Linked DNA regions of Homo sapiens: region 2 is linked to region 1. The links are chromatin loops, found by intact Hi-C in ENCODE. Cell type or tissue: Calu3. All regions are shown on one strand. Each heading gives the region's core, and the rest is flanking DNA. Links, peaks and the distances in the headings are about the cores only.

Region 1 (5,744 bases), core at 254-5,253:
TAGCGCCAACATACCATTTGTCCGTTGAAGCCTGGACTGGTCTTTTGCAGGCAGATTGGTCTAGAAATTTTTCAATAATAAATAAGGAATGGTAAGTTGTGCTCTTTGTCATCTCAAGTGAAACTGCTTTGCAAGTTTTAATTGTATTATTCAAATAACTGGAATAAATACATAATTATATGATCTAAGTCTATAATACTAGCTGGATAGGTCACAGGATAGCATCTTTCTAGATATGACAAACAGGTGGGACTGCACTTCCTGGTAACTATCAACTGTTTCTTTGCTTGCCAAAGAAACACAGATTCTGGAATGTGCCAGGAGAGGGTCTCAATGCAAAGTATATTTTTCTGAGACAGGGTCTCACTCTGTCTTCCAGGCTGGAGTCCAGTGGTGTGATCATGGCTTACTGTAGCCTTGACCTCACGGGCTCAAATGATCCTCCTGCCTCCACCTCCCCAGTGGCTGGGACTACAGGCGCTCACCACCATGTCTGGCTAATTTTTTGAATGTTTTGTAGAGATGGGGTTTTTCTATGTTGCCCAGGCTGGTCTTGAACTCCTGGCCTCAAGCAATCTGCTCACCTCAGCCTCTCATAGTGCTGGGATTACAGACATGAGCCACCATACCCAGGGCAAAATATATTTTTCTTTATACTTGGTGGGCTATTCCTCGAAGGCAGAATTTCCCAAAGTACACTGTATGTGATATTAGCTTTTGGTCTGGTCAAGAGTGAAAGGGAACAATGATACCTATAAAATAGAGGACAAAGTATAACCTGTAATAAAAGAACGACAGCAGAGCAGATGGACTAAGGAAATACAAAAGGAGGTACTCAGGAGCCACTTAAGAAATTTTAACAATAACTTTTCTTCCTTTGAGAAATTTGACAATACACAAATTTAGCCTTGGCTTTATTATTCCTTGCAAGTTGTATTTTAGGACAGTGTTAGACACACCATAATTTCAAAAGCAGAGATCGTAGAAACACAATTCTTATCAAGATTAATAAGCTAACTTTTCCAACAATGTTGTCCCTATTTCCATTTTATAAACATAAAAAGTTTGACCTTGTATAGGCAGTCTGAAATTCTTTTAAAAAACTGAGTATAAATAAATTTCATAAATGTGATAGTGGTCTATTTTGTTTAAAAAACATTAAAGAAATATTACACATTACAACATTACCAATTAACACTTTAATTTACTCATCTGCAATTTCTGAGACATTATTTATTGAAAATTAATAGGCTGACAAAAAGCAGAACCAATACGCAGCAGGCACAACCAGTGACAAATCTGAATGAATACTGATCAATCCAATTAATACCTGGGAAACTAAAATTAAATTAGTAAAATGCCTACTTGAGCTGGTTTATATAAGTTGGATAAGGTTATTTGGAATTCATCAATATCTGTTTTTCTTACAAATCATGCGCTTATTTTTAGTGTCTGTCCTTAGGCCACTGAAGAAATGGAAGTGGCCATGTGAATCGTGAAGCATGCATTGAATGTATGCATGGGCAAGCGATTAGGAGAAACTGTCTTATTGTGGAAGGAAAGCACATGAAGTGCTTGTCAAACTTCATGAGACATTGCACCTAGAATGGTAGAAGATGCTGGTATTAGGATTTTATTGGAGTAATTTCAAGTCACATACTTGATTGGCTCTAATTCAATGAGTCTGATCTATCATTTAGTTTCCTTGGACTTGAGATAAATGACTTATGGTGTGTTCGAAGGTTTTGGTCATGGTTGTGCTTCCAAACATAAATAACACTGCATGGAAGCTTTTCTTGAAGTTTGATTTTATATCACTTCATTCCTGAGCATTAACTAGATCTCTCTTACCCTTATGCTTAAAGCCTCCTTCTTCTGGGTTATGGATGATAAGACACATCACGATGGGAGGCCTGCTAGCTTCTGATCAGTTACTAAGAAAATTGATGTGTTTTAGTAGAAGGAGCATGGAGTTTCTTTCTCTTTGACTTAACTCAGACTGGGCCCCTCTCAGTCCTCTTTCTGACAAGGCTCTAATCTTGGGCTCTGCCCTTGGTCCAGTTATTCCAGTTTTAGCAAGAAGCCTGCTGAGTCAGTTTAGCAAAAATCCCCTACCCTCAGTCTGACCACCCTTGATACTGAATCACCCAGGCCTGCCTTCAGCAAAAATCCTGTGAGGTCACTTTAATACAATTGCCCTTCCTCTTAGTAATTTTCCATCCTCTGATACCCTACCCTGCTCCTTGGCTATAAATCCCCACTTTTCCTTATTGTTTTTGGACCTGAGCCCAGTCTCTCTCTCCTTCTATAATACAAAGCCCCATTGTGGTAGTCCTTCTTGGATGAAGTCTTCCTTACCATCTTTAATAAGTGTCACCAATAATTTTTCCTTTAATAAAAGCAAGGCATATTTCCACGGTGAGGCTGCCAGCTTCTGATTAGTTACTGAGAAAATCAGTGTGTTTTAGTAGAAAGAACATAAAGTTTGTGGTTCTAAGAACTGAACATACAAACTTTTCAATTAGGCAAGTCACTTAACTAGAGCTTCAGGTTTCTTGTGCGTAAATTTGGGCTAATGGTAACATTCTTCCAGGTTTTGTAAGGATTAAAGTCATGCATATAAAATTTCTTTGTAAACTGGGAAGTAAGTCATACATTTTTGTTACTGTTAGTTAAAGCACTTTAACTTGCTTATCACTCATAGACATTTACAGATCACATACTTCAAGATAAAATACGTTGCTTAAAGTCAACTAATGCAATACCCAAATTAAATTTAAACGTAACCCTCAATATTTCAAATACTTGAACACATTATTGAATTATATGTTATAGAAGCAAGAAAAAGAATCAACCTATTGGTGAAATGTGAGATGCAGGGTTACAGTTCGTTTCTCTCTTTTTTTTTTTTTTTTGAGATGGAGTCTCCCTCTGTCGTCTGGGCTGAAGTATGGTGGTGCGATCTCGGCTCACTGCAACCTCTGCCTCCTAGGTTCAAGCAATTCTCCTGTCTTAGCCTCCTGAATAGCTGGGATTACAGGCACACGCCATGACACTCAGTTAATTTTTGTATTTTTAGTAGAGATGGGGTTTCACCATGTTGGTCAGGCTGGTCTTGAACTCCTGACCCCAGGTGATCCACCTGCCTTAGCCTCTCAAAGTGCTGGGATTACAGGAGGGAGCCACCACGCCAGGCCTAGAGTTTGTTTCTACATCTTAACAAAATAGTTGCTAAATCCAGGAAGGCCCAAGGAGAGGAGTCATCTCACTGTGAGCACCTTTTTTGGAAATGGCACAAAATGCTCAGAATTTATATAGTTTTATAAAAGCTTAATGATTTAAAACTTTGCCATAGTTGATAAACAGCCATATTTATAGACTTCTCCTCTGGCATTTAACCTATTTCCTTTTTCCTCCCCCCTGCAAAAGAAGATATTTAGTGGTTTTTAAGAGGTTCCCCTGGTTGAAATCTTCTGTACAATACTTGCTTAATGAGCTCATTAACAACTGTTACTGAGAATTAATGAATCAAATCACAGTGGTAATCACCATATTGCAAATCACTGTGTTGTATTAGGTTATGATGGAGCCATACATTTTACAGTGATGACTTTCATACAATGAAGGCATCTGAACAGATTGTATCTTAGGTCTCATTGAAAGAACTTGATCATGTTTGGGGTATAGGAAAGCTTTTTGGAATTCCCTAAGCAGGAAGCAACAAAAGATTCTATTAGTAGAATATTATTCCATTATGCACATAGAGCATTTTGATTTTAAGTAATTATTCAGAGTGCTTTTGAAATCTATGTGAGTTTTATGTATTTGTCATAATCCAAACATATAGAAATCTCGCCATCTAATCAGGCATCTGCTTTAACATGATTTGCAGCAGAATAGCGAATAAAACATAAATGGCTACTGCAAGGGGATTTTTGTTTTCAGAATTGGCTGTACTGCCAGATAGCTTTCAGTTCAGAATATTTAAAAAAATCAATTTTTGCATTTAAGATAGTTCCTGAACTTTTAGTCTTGAGTTTCGAATTCTGTTAGAGAGTGCTCTAATAACGATGAGTTATCTCAATAAAACTGTTATAAAAATGAATTGATGATTATGATTCTGTTATATAAGCAGCAAATAATGTGTTGCCATATGCTAATATTGAAATTATAGGTATAAATAATTATCTGGTGTAGTAGATTTTTAAAATATATAGTTAAAAAAAGAATTACTCATTAGCCTTATTAAGTTACAACATTTTTCTTTTGCTATATAGCTTCATGGTTCAAGCATTTAAGAAGGTAATTCAAAATGATTTATTGGTTTCATATGGGAAAAATGGCTGATTGAATTAAAATATTTTTCCTTAATTAATGTACACAAACCAGGTATGCAGGTTAAATGGTGTTATATAAAGGAATTTTATCAAATTCAGAATATTTTAAGCAAATTTAACATTTATAATTTATTCTAATAAACAAATACTATTATATAATAACAACTGCACAGAACGCTGGATCTCAACTTGAATTTACTGGGAAAGACCCAAGTACAAAAAAGTTTTCCAATTGAAGGTTAATTCATTTTAGTGGCTAAAATTCTTATCTGCACAGGTTTTTAAACAACTATGCTTTTATATAGATACAAATATTACTTCTAGGAATATGTTCAGTATTATTTGATTTAATTTATTGTGAATATGTGTCAGTTTTTCTCCATCTTTACTCAACACAAATTAACTTAGCCACTGCCTTCTAAACACACTGTGGATATCTTTTCCAGGGAGCAGAGTGTAGAAGATGGGTAGAGGTTATGGAGTCACATTACTGGAATTCAAATGCCAGTTCTACCATTTACTTCCTGTGTAACCCAGGGCAAGTTAATGAATTTCTCTATGCCTCAGTTTCTTCACCTACAAAGAATTAGACTTTTTCTCAGTGAGATTTATGTAGAGAAAATGAGCCAATATAGATTTACTGTTTGAACATACTCAATGTTAAATAAGTGTTCAATAAATGCTAGTTGTAACAAAAGGAATGAGAAGCTAGTATATGGCAATATTATGCCTATTACATTGTTGCTAATTCTTACAAGAATGCTGTAAAGTAGGAAGTATCCCATTTGACAGATGTAGAAACTGAGTTTCAGAAAGAGTAATAATTTGTTCATAGTTGCTCACTGTCACAGGTGCTGAAAGTCAGAGCAGGGATTCAAAACAAGGTGCGTTCAAAGTTTCTTCACTTTCTTCTAGTGGTTTTGAACTCTGGCTGCATATTAGAATCATCTGGAGAGATTTTAAAAGCAACTGATGCAAGCTTATGGTTTCAGCTCCAACATGGAAAGAGCTTGGATAATACCACTCCAATCTTAACAACAAGCAAAATCTGAATAAACCAAAAGTCAATGACTTTCTCGAGGTTACAGGGCAAACCATCACCCTGAAATCTGGAGAGACAGGCAAATCCAGTGAGTTGCAGCTAAGATCCACTTACCTGAAGCAGAAGCACTTGGAGCCCATAAATGTCAGGAATGCTGCTATGATTTGAATGTGTCCCCCAAAGTTTATGTGTTGAAAACTCACTACCCAATGCCACAGTGTTAAAAGGTAGGACCTTTAAAAGGTGATTAAATCATGAGGGCTCTGCCCTCAAGAATGAATTAATGTCAGTATCTTGGGAATGGGTTCATTATCATGAGAGTGGGTTTATTATAAAAGTGAGTTCAGCCCTCTCTTGTCTTTCTC
Region 2 (5,744 bases), core at 497-5,496, 100 kb after region 1:
ATCTGCCATGATAGCTTTTGAATTCCGCCTCAATAAAATGGCAGATATATAACCCAGCCATTGTAAATGCCATCTACTTTGTAGTCTATCCAGCTTTCTAATTCCAATTAAGTATGCTGAATTCTGTGACATATGCAGAGCTCGAAAGGACAAATTTCCAACGCTCTCTTAAGAGAATTCATTAGAACTTCATCTTTCGGATCTGGCTATAGGAAACCTTGACTGCCTCGCACGTGATGGAGTGGCGTTCAGAAGGAAGACGACCGTTTTTAACTCAGAATCTGCGAGTCTGTTCCAAAACAAGATGGAAAACGCTTCCTGAGAGCTTCAGTTAAAACACTGTAACAAATGTTTCAGCAGATCTCAAATATTGTAATTTATCACGTTTATCCCCCGAAGAAATCTGCAATAAAATCCCAGCGTGTGCAAGATAAATGCGCTGGAGCGCACAGGGCAGTGATGAAGAGCACGGGCTCCCGCGTCAGGCACACCTGGGCTTAAATCTTGCCTCAGCAGCTCACCAGCGGTGTGACTCTGAGCTCATTTTCCCCTCTGAGCCTCAGTGTCCCCGTCGGTTAAGTATGGCTAACAATATCTCCTTGGACACATTTGTTTTGGGGAAATAATTAGGTTGAGTGAGTAACATGTTTGGTGCAGTGCAGAGAGGGTAAGCACTCCTGCAGCCTTGCAAAGGCACCACTAACAGTGGCAGCGATGGTGTCACGGTGACATGAAGATAGTGACCATCACCATCATCATTGTCCTACATCATTGTCCACATCAGCCATTGTCCTACATTGGCTCAACTTTGTTGCAACAATCCAGCTCCACGCAGACTCTTCTGTGAAGAAAGCTTCCCTGACCTGCAGAGAGCATCTGGTCCTCTGCAGAAAGCTCTCGATTTAGCTTCATTTTATATTTGAATTTGGTTCATGTTGCCTCCTCACTATTGCTAAGTGCTGTGCTCTTAGCACCTAGAGCTGAGGCTGACAAAAGTATCAACCAGCAAGAGCAGCTTTCAGGAAAATACTGAATCATAGTTTACAGAATGATAAATGAACAATAATTATTAACAATGATGAAACTTACAATAGACTCTAAAAACCCTTATGCATCTGTTTCTGCAATCAGGATATGCCGAGCAGCGGAAACAGGGCACACTTCTCCTTAGACAGTATTTGAATTAAGTTACAGCTAAGTCATTCATTCTGCTCTTTAAGGTGAATTTCACTGATTTCATCCAGCAAATATTTTTCTCACAGAAAGCAGAACTTATTTTCTTAATAAAAACACAATTGTTGGGAAGAAAAGAACTGGAGCATGTAGTAAACACACAGTTTGAGAAAGATGGAAACAGAAGTGGAAATTCTCCCTCGCCCAGATGCCGGTCATCTGAGCATGTTCAGCTGAACTTTATTTATTATGTCACAATCATATTCTTGAAAATGAGGTGGCAGTGACTATGAGAAGAAACAGGACATAGGATATGCTGTGAAGGCAGAAATGTCCGATGGTGACCACAGATTATGCAGGGACTAAATAACAGCAATGAATCATCTGAGCAGAATAAGGACACACCCTCCTAGCCACCCACCCTCCACATTCTACTTTCCTGAATTTAATAAATTGGAGTGAAAAATTGAATTCTAAATGCTACACCACAATAAAGACAAATCACTCAAGACAAAATGAAAATACAGAAAATCAGAAAACCAAACCTATTTATTGAGGATCTCAACTCTGCCTGCATAACAGAACTATCTAGGTATTTCTGAAAAACAATGTCCTATGCCTGAGGTTCACCCCAAGAGTTTCTGACCCCCAGGTAATTCTAGGGTGTAGTGGCAGTTGAGGACCATGGTCTTAAGTCCTTTATGATAAATCACTAGTTAGTACTGATGGACTGACTTATGAGGAAATATATACTTTTCTTAGTCATAACAGAGACTTTCCTGTTTTAATATATTAATGTTCTAAGCAACAAGGAAAAACAGATTATGTATTCTCCTATCAAGATAAAGATTTTAAAGAATAAATTTCACCTGAAAAAAATCATCTTTTTAAAAGTAGATAAATGAGTGTATGGGAGGTGGGGGAGAAGTTTGGGGTTGCCATATCAGAACCTCCTACAGAATTTTTCTGAGTACAAATCTGTGGCACCATCCTTTCCCCTAAAAGGCCAAGTTGAATCTCACTGGCAGCTTCAGCCCATGTGTGATTTTGAAACCTGGGTCACCTTACTAGCTCTACATTCATTTGTGTTCCTCAGCTGACTCGGATCTTGTTTGTATCTTCCCTAGAATGCTGAAGCCCTGATGGAAGATGAATAGAAACCGGACACTCCCACAGAGGGCTGGTTAGCTGGTGCACCATCCCATTTGCTCTTGGACTCTGCTCACTTCACCTCTCGGTGTGACTTTGCGATGGCTGGAGCTGTGCCAGGCCTGCTACCCCTGGACACCTGATGATATCAAGAGGACTAAGGGCCCCTGAAATTTCAGAAATGCTGAATCCGTGGCAAAAGAGATGTTATTGGTGCCCTGAGTTCTTGTAATCTCCAAGGAGAGAAATCAAGAGGGATCACCAGACATAGCAGCCAAAAAGAAAGAGAAAAATTTATTTTAGCTTGTGTGCAAGGAAGTCAGCACTGCAAAAGGAAAAGGTGGGTTGCTCCCCAAGGGCAGTATGTGGGTTAGTTTTACAGGGACTTTCTATAGAAAAGGATTTTGTCAGAGCCTGAATAGGAGGGGTTTGTCTAGAGCTTGTGCAGTGGTTTTACATGCTTCTTCATACATCACAAATAACATGAGCATTTTAAATCTCCACTGCTGGGCATGATTTTTAGCATTAAAATGAGGCAAGGGTAACTATAAGTTAAAGTTTAAGTCTAACTGCACACGCAGAACTTCATGGTAGGCCCTAGCCCCCTGAAGTAGGAACTCGTGGTGGTTAATAACTTCTTGGGTCTTGTTGTTAATCAGCTGGAAGTTAGGTAAGGTGCAGCATGAATAAGGGGCTTTTGTTCTTTTTCTCGAAACCACCTCAAAACAGGAAATCAGCCAGCCTGTCTGTCTCAGAAAGACCAATAGGTGTGAATTAATCTTTAACCAAAATATCCTGGGCTCCAAGGCAATTTGGGGGTGTAAATACACCCCCAAATCTTCTATTAATTTCTTAAATAGATTATGAGGCAATCCAATGATTCACAGATTTACCTTTGCCTATCCACTGAGTGAACTTTAAGAGAACTGTAAGTTGTTTTTCCAGTAGGTTTATCTGCTAGAGCAGATGAAATCTGTTCTTATTCATTGCAGGCCTCCTGAGATCCTAGTTCCTAAATTTTTAGCAGACTCTTCCACCTCTCTATTGAAGGGTGTGAAGTATCTTCCCTGTACTCAAAATAGCTACTGATTGATTGTTCAGTCATTTACATATAAAAATAAGACTCTGTTTTCTTCCTCAGCAACAAGGAACTCTCTAATTCCTATCTGACAGTTCACAGAGATGTGGTGAGTAAGTACAAGTAGGTCTTCGACAAAATTTCTTGCAAATACTCTATTGGTCAAGTCCTTGTAGAATCAACTAGGAAAGTACAGTGCCTATGTTAGGTTTTTAATCTGTCAACATGCTATAGCTTTATTTGATGAAAGACTGCTCCATGCTGTGTAACCAGTAAAATATGAATTATAGGTAATCATCTCATCAGAGTTGAATTCTTTACATTTAAAAAATATGAATCCTACCTTAAGGAAAGCTTCTATTTTCAAAGTGGAATCTTTCTAAATACTCTTGGAACTGGAGTTATTTTCAAGTGCCCTAGAGAAAGCAAACAGCTGTTGAATCCTACACAGAACTAAGAGTTCAAAAATCAGTGCTTAGACTTTCCATTTCAGCCCAGCAGGGTCACCCAAGTGACATTTCTGGGGAACAGAATCAACTTCCAGTAAATTAGCAAACATACACCACAAATGGAAATATTCAATTGAATATTTATAAGAAATAAAAAATTGAAGGTGTATGGAAAAGAGAATCACTTTTTATTATTGAAATGTCTAATGCTTCAAGCTAATAGTTTAAACTGAAAATCAGGATGTTATTGGGAAAGGAATGCAATTAACATTTTATGAGTAACTGTGTGGTGGTGTTTGTTATTGTTAAAGGAAAAAAAAAGCAAATACTTCCCAAGTACACTTTGTTTATTTCAATTCCTAGCGGCAGAGATTTTAAGGGTGTTTACTGGTGTAATGGGAAGAGCACTGGACTAGGAGCCAGGAAACCTGAGTTTGGCCAGTGATCTTTTGGCCTTGATTTTCTTTTCTGTAAAATGAGAAAGAGGGCTAGGCTAGTCGTTTCTGGCACATGTCTGGCCACATGACAAACCTCTTCCTCAAAGATTATGACTCAGTAGGTCTGGGAGACCCGCTTCTGGCATACTGAGATTAGATCCCACAAGCACATCATTTAGCTTATGTGGAACTAATGGATGGATCAAAACATTGAAAGATAAGCAGTGTTTATTCTAAGGGAGAAAGGGAAGGAGACTTGCCGGAAATCATGGAAGCTGAGATGTCATATTAAAAGAAGCAATAGAAAGAATCTTTGAGCCAAAGTTATCAAAAATACAGGCATTTCCATTGTGCATTTGTGGAAGAAAGACACACCATGATTTGAAAGTTTCTGATGTGATTCAAGGATGCCTATGAGGAGGCAAGTAAGCGGCACCACTGTTTGCACTCTGACTCCCTTTTTACCCAGTGCATCTCTGCTTAGTCTGTTTTAAATGCCACAGTTCAGTGGCTGAAACATGATTGAGCTGTATATTCTAACACTATGTCCTGGAAACTGGTGAATCTGTATTTGTTCCCAATTTCTGTATCTGTTAATGCCACCATCTTTCTCCTTATACACACTTTTATTAGGTTGGTGCAAAAGCAATTGTGGTTTTTGCCATTAATAAAAGCCCATGTCCAGTTATGACCTAGCTTGTCAATTCCTTTATATTTCATCTCAGATTTATCTCAGTCGTTCACCTCCCATAGCCACTTCCTGATCACAATCATCTAAATTACTGCAATGCCCTTTTGCCTAGTCTCTGAGTCTCCATTTTATTTCTTCTTCAATTCTTCCTTCAGCACTTCTTAAATTAACCTTTCTGTTTCACAGTTCTCATCCTGTTATTCGCTTTCACAGAATCATATACTTTTGGTTAATTGTCTCTGTAATGGTGTCAAAATTCCTTAGATAGAGTCGGAAGGTTCTCAATAATTCAAACCCACTTAGCATTATAAATTATTTTATTCTGTTTTTCTGTTTGTAGCGTACGATTGAGCCAAACTAGAATTGTTCTTACATCACGTGAATGAGCCCGTATGTCTTTTATCTGATTTGCCCTACTCTTTCACATTTCCTATTGAATCTCTGTCTATTTTCATTTACTGAAAGAATAACAGAAGAGATAAAACTACATAATCCTATTTCCCAGCACAATTATTTCAATTTTTATGTAGAACTTTTACTTTTACATATGCATATGTATTTTCATAAATGCAGTCAATTTTATGTATATTTTTGCATTCTCATTATAAGCCCTTTCCATTTAGCTACATAATTTTCATTTTTAATAGTTGCATAATTTTCCATACAGCAGCTGTGCCATAATTCAGGTAAACATTTTTCTATCGATGGCCATTCTGGGTGTTTCTAATTTTTAGCTATTATAAATAGTACTGCAAATTTTAGCTATT

Evidence for each region. A loop is a pair of places that touch in the nucleus more often than their neighbours do. Peaks named below come from ENCODE experiments on the same cell type or tissue, not always from the same donor. Only the 100,000 strongest peaks of a DNase experiment are listed, where the experiment ranks them.
Region 2: a loop joins it to region 1, with 4 times the contacts of the local background. A loop is called at or near these places in 2 of 110 quality-filtered maps.

Annotation. Positions count from the first base shown.
Region 1 is chr6:155,780,375-155,786,118 of GRCh38, forward strand. No RefSeq gene overlaps it. Among named protein-coding and RNA genes, the nearest start is that of MIR1202, 160 kb to the right of the region's middle. In Calu3, for the core only: no CTCF peak of the experiment used is centred there; a DNase peak (open chromatin) is centred at 2,167.
Region 2 is chr6:155,879,645-155,885,388 of GRCh38, forward strand. LOC105378072 (a long non-coding RNA gene) reads left to right here. Exons shown (of 3, transcript XR_001744424.2): 3 at 2,301-4,979. All of the region lies in intron 4 of LOC101928923 (a long non-coding RNA gene), which reads right to left. Among named protein-coding and RNA genes, the nearest start is that of MIR1202, 64 kb to the right of the region's middle. In Calu3, for the core only: no CTCF peak of the experiment used is centred there; a DNase peak (open chromatin) is centred at 2,417.